Linked DNA regions of Mus musculus: region 1 is linked to region 2. The links are chromatin contacts, found by Hi-C or POLR2A ChIA-PET in ENCODE. All regions are on one chromosome and are shown on one strand. Each heading gives the region's core, a stretch centred on a gene start or an enhancer-like site at or near the end of the contact. The rest is flanking DNA. Distances are from core to core; before and after follow the strand shown.

What was found. Hi-C counts contacts between places; a loop is a spot of excess contacts on that map. ChIA-PET counts read pairs that join two places held with the same protein, here RNA polymerase II (POLR2A).
Region 1: a map of mouse trophoblast stem cell shows a loop between it and region 2 (2.0-fold over the local background). The contact joins the promoter of Ndufv3 here to the promoter of Cbs in region 2. A Hi-C loop is called at or near these places in 5 of 37 maps with a recorded cell type or tissue (CH12F3, T-helper 1 cell, mouse embryonic stem cell and 1 more). POLR2A ChIA-PET finds 5 or more read pairs at or near these places in 3 of 5 experiments (Patski and embryonic stem cell).

Annotation. Positions count from the first base shown.
Region 1 is chr17:31,518,754-31,521,453 of GRCm38, forward strand. It overlaps Ndufv3 (NADH:ubiquinone oxidoreductase core subunit V3), which reads left to right and starts at 1,362. Exons shown (of 4, transcript NM_030087.2): 1 at 1,362-1,508. The coding sequence starts at 1,461. It also overlaps a transcript of Wdr4 not described here.
Region 2 is chr17:31,635,837-31,638,536 of GRCm38, forward strand. Cbs (cystathionine beta-synthase) reads right to left here and starts at 1,369. Exons shown (of 17, transcript NM_144855.3): 1 at 1,247-1,369.

The DNA of each region.
Region 1 (2,700 bases), core at 112-2,611, 120 kb before region 2:
CAGCTCCAACTCCAGTCCCACAAAGGACAGGTGGTACCCGTTCCCCTCAGTATTATTTACTCACCTCTAAAGCATGCAAGTGTCCCCTGGAGACAAGAGTAGGTGAAGAAGGACAATTATTTGTGTGGTAGATCGAGCTTCTTCTCAGCCCACAGTGTCCGTAGCAATCTCATGTCACAGAAACCTTTCCCATTCTCAGATCTAGAAGATGCTCTCACATGGGCTGTCTCCAGTCTTCAGAGGCCTGCAATGCACTCTGTCTCTGGAGCCTGAACACTCCTTGGAGCTCCCGTCATGCCATTGTCCCCCTGACAGCCTGGACACAGCATTAACAGCTCTAATATTTTTTTTTCTTCTCAGTAATTCATTTCATTGTTCTGAATCCTTTCACTGACATTGAATTTTCCTTGGTGGAAAATTGGAGGTATAGACATAACCATCTATGTGAAATACTTACTGTGCACTGGGCAAACGTGTGCGAGGGGCCACCAATCAATCAGTGGGAAGAGGAATTCCAATAACACATACTGTAACACAGCTGTGCCTTAGATATGGTTCTCCAAAAAGCTTTGTGTGTTAAAGGCTTGGTCCTCAACTGGTGAAGTTGGGTGTGCATGTGTGTGAGTATATATATATATATGTGTGTGTGTGTGTGTGTGTGTGTGTGTGTGTATAATAGGGACAAATGACAGGTACTTTTCTTTCTCCTCCCCCCCCCCCACACTTAATTGTTATATATAAGTATACTGTAGCTATTTTCAGACACCAGAAGAGGGCATCAGATCTCACTATAGAGGGTTATGAGCCACTATGTGGTTGCTGGGATTTGAGCTCATGACCTCTGGAAGAGCTGTCAGTGCTCTTAATCGCTGAGCCATCTCTCTAGCCCCAAGTTTATCTATTGATTACAAACAATCTTTACAGTTACTCTGTAAAAGAGCAGGCTGTCTTTGAACTAGCCCTACTGCTGGTATGGTAGGTGGGCACCTCCATGCCCAGCTTCTGGTTTGTTTGTTCAAGACCACGCCCCTACTGGGCAAGCGCACTACCACCGAGTTGTATCTCCAAGAAACAACAAACTCACAAAGATCTCACCAAACACAGAAGTCTCTCAAGTCGAACCAGAAACGCAAAGGACATGATTCTAGCTGTGCAATTTTGGTAGGTTACAGACCAGAGTTAAGGGCGAGATCAGGGCAAGGTGGGCAGGCCCAAATCGGAGGGGCGGGACTTTCAGCGGGATCTACCCAGGGGAGGACCCCACGCTTTCCCGAACCCGGAATTGGTGGACTCAGTTAGGGGCGTGGCCTTAAGGAGCCCTCCCAGAATGCGCGCGCAAACGCTTGGGTCCACCATGGTGTGCGATTGGTGAACGTGGACGCGGGGCGGAGCCTGGGGTGGTGCGTGTGCACAAGTAGGTCACGTACCTAAGTGCGACCTCCGCTCTTGGCATTTGTGCCATGGCGGTCTCTCTCCTCCTGCGGGGAGGACGGATCCGGGCGCTGAAGGTAAAGGGCTAACGGGCGGGACATACCGGGCCCTTAGCCTGACCCTTAACTGCACCCGTGGGCCCGGTGCGGAGAGGGGTCCTAGGGCCTGTGCTCACCTGACCCGGACAGAAGGGTTTTCTCTGCAGGAGTGAAACCGAGTCACTGAGGCTGTTTTTAAAACGAAACCTGGCTTTCTCTGCAAAACTAGTATTGGGTTTTGTTTGGGTTGGGTTCGGTGGATGGAACCTAGGGCCCTGCGCTTGCTTGTCAAGAGCTGTCATTGAACTGGCCCCAAAGCAGGAAATGCTCACAGCAATATAAAATACAGGTGACAGAGGGCTCCCGTCGTCAAATGGGCACTGTTTAATTATTCCTTCAGGTATATTGCTCCCAGCGATTTTTTTCCAGCGTGTATCGGTACACATAATTTGTACACACACGGAGAATCATCAGTATAAATAGAAGTTTTCCGGTTCTTTTGCTCCACCCCCCAACCCCCTCCCTAGCATGAAGCATCCTAGGATCTAACACATACCTTAGCGGTTGCCGGCTGAATTACAATAAGATTCTTCTCAAATTGTAACACTTCTGAAGCAATTATCTACATCCTATTTACTAGTAGATAGTGTTTCTGCAACTTTACTAACTGTAGGGAGATAATTTTGCAAAAAGAAACATAGTATTTTGTAAAGTAACAAAATAGCCAGTAGAGTAAACTGGCTGCCCTGTATTAAGACCCAGGAGTCTTGGGCTGAGAGCCAACTGGGCCTTGCATCCAGGATCCAGGCCTGAGTGTTACAGCCGGCATGATGGCTGCCATCCAGAGGCCAGCACTTCCCTCCCCCCTCCCCCATGCTAACACAGGCTCCCCCCCTCCCCCCAACACAGGTCTGTCTAACTGAGGCTTTGCAGGACACGTGACAGCAAGAGCTTTTCTCAGAAGCATCTGTCTCCCATCCTCCCAACCCCTGAGCCCCAGGTTTCTGCAGAACATAGAACCAGGCTCTTCTCCAAGATATCCTGAAGCTTTGTATAACGAAGCTGGCAAAGTCTTTATTTTTAATAAAAACTTTCCAAGTGCCTATTTTGGGAAATTTCTGCAAAGATTAGGGAAATAAAGTTGTTTTCATTTACCCAGATGCTAATAGTGATTTTCCTGGAACTTGGGGTATATTTTTCTTGCAGCTTTTGGGGTATTTGTCAGAGCATT
Region 2 (2,700 bases), core at 119-2,618:
ACTGAGCCATCTCTCCATATCCCCAAACTTCTGTTTGCCTAACATGAACAACTAGGTGTTCTAAGTATTCTAGATGTGATCTAGCACTCTAAAATGACGTCAGGAGCCTACCTGGCACTGGCCCATCTTATTCATTCCCTTGGTGGGGGAGGAGCAACTAACATCAAAACGCATGCGCCCAGGCGGTGGCCTAGACAGGTGCTTCTCTCCTTAGGTTCAAGAGCCCTCTCTAAACCGGGAGAGGTGGCGCACGCCTTAATCTCAGCACTCGCACTCCGGAGGCAGAGGCAGGTGGATTTCTGAGTTCGAGGCGAGGCCAGCCTGGTCTACAAAGTGAGTGCCAGGGCTATTCAGAGAAACCCTGTCTCGAAAAACAAGCAAGCAAGCAAACAAGCAAACAAACAAACAAAAGAGCCCTCTAAAAAGTCCTCTTGCTAGGCGACCCGGGCTGTAGAACTCTCCAAAACCCATGGCAGGCGCAGTTCTCCCAGTGCCATCACTTAAGCGTCCTCGTGGAACGGGAAGCCATAGAACAACCCGAACCCAAACTTGGCGAATGTGGCCCAGGGTATCCTGCTTCCCTCCCTACTCACACGGAGAGGCCGCTCTTCCAGTGGGGTTTTCCTAGGACTATGACGCTCCCGCACAGACCGCCTGGCCACTCGATCAGTGTGTGGCAGTGACGTGGGAAACTCTCCGCAGGTGTACAGCCCTAGGTCTCGCGCCCTCCCCCGCCCCAACTGGGTCCCGCACAAGGAGGAGAACCCGCTCTCCCACGACTCCGCCACCCCGCACGACACTACTTCAATATTTACCCTCACCCCGGCACCAGTGCCCCAAAGAACAATTTGCGAAACAGCGGTCTCCATCCAAAACTGGGGAAATCGATGACCCAGTTTTGTCTCTAGCGCGTCACCCTAGAACCCGGCTCCACGTTCAGAGACTAGCAGTCGTGGGACCTGAGGCCACGTGGGTGCTCAGCATAGGGCTGCGGGGAGGTCGATACTAGCGGGAAGAGGGCAATGGACGCAGGTGGCATCGAGGTGGAGGGACAAGTCAGGACGCCCCGGTGGGAGCACGGGGACCTTAGCGAGCTGCGCGTCAGGCACCGGGCTCACGAGCTGCGCGTCCAGGTACAGAGGAAGCCAAGTCCGTGCCCAGGGATGGGGAGTGCCCGCGGGCTACCGAACCGCAGCGAGGATCTCGCTGTGTGCGCGGCGTGGGAGTCAGTGCGGCCGGAGCTCACCTAGACTCGGACGCGGGAAAACGGCTCGGCCTGTGCTAGGATGGAGAGCACGCTCGGACAGGATCCCAGCTCAGATCCCAGGGAAGGGTGGCGGGTCTAGAACCAACCCAGCCACACACAACAGGCTTCGGCGATTGGCCCGGCGCCGGGGGGCGGAGGGCCGACACCCGCCAATCCTGGGCCGCAGAACGGCCTCCCACTCACCCCGCCCCCCCACACCCCTTCCCCTCTCCACCCCCACTCTGGCTCCGCCAAGCTCGGCTGGACGCCGGGCCTCCACAGCGGGGTGTCTGCTTGCTCTGGGAGTTGTGCTCAAAAGCTCGAAAGGAGAAGTTCTGCCGTCTAACACGTGTTTGTCGTGAGGCACACGACACGGAGGGGCCCCAGGTCTGTGCCCAAAGGTCTGTACCTTGCGGCACAGCCTGGCTAAGTGTCAGGGAACCTCGTTTCCCAGGACCCGATCCTCTCGAGGACGTGGAGCTTCCTAGCTTGGCAGGCTCGAGTCACACATCACTATTCTGAACGGCAGGACCTGACGCTCAAAGAGCCCAGAGTTCTTCCAAGCAACTGGCCTGAGAGGCCTGGGTCAGTGGTGTCACTGGAAGGGCGCCCCCAATATCGATATCTGTAGGAGGTTAAAAATGGGCGTGACGTATGACGTGATGGTGCCTGCAATCCCAGCATTTGGACTCGAGAGAAGTGAATCTCAAGTTTGAGTGCGAGGCCAACCTGGGCTACATAAAGAGACCTGGAAGCGGGGAGGGGGGAGGTGTCTCTCTCCATCTCTCCGGCCCTGAGTTTAGCTTGGTGAAATATGGTGAGCTCCAACTTCTGATCTTCCTGCCACCTCAGACCTGGGACTGCAGATCTGGGTCACCATACACAGCCGAATGTAGCATTTGATTAGAAGGGCCACATCTTGTTCCAGTGAGAAATCTTCTGGGCTGGAAAGTGTACGCCCTAGGGCAAGAGCCAGGGTCTGAGAAACCTGCTGCCAAGCTGGAAGGAGAGCCTGTTTGTTAGGGAGCCAGTTACTATGCTGAGTTGTTTTGCTTCCCAGTGTATCTTATTTTGTCATACCAAGGGCAAGAACACTAACAGCAATTCCCAGGGATCCTTCTCTCAAGATCCCAAATGTCTGGCCAGGTCTTAGGAGATATGATAAACGTACATTAGTGGTGGAAGTGACTTAAAGCCACGGTTACGGTGCCCTTAAGAGAAGACGAGAATTTGAATGGAGAAACAACCCTATGAAGATGCAGGCAGGCATTGGAGTTACTGTAGACACACAAGCTGCCAGGACTGCTTGGCCCTGGCTGGCTGCCACCTCCAACAAAGAAGAGGAGGACTAAAGAAATGACACCCCACCCCCAGCCCCGGTCTCCAGCATCCTGGAAACACACACACACACACACACACACACACACACACACACACACACACGTTTGCAATTC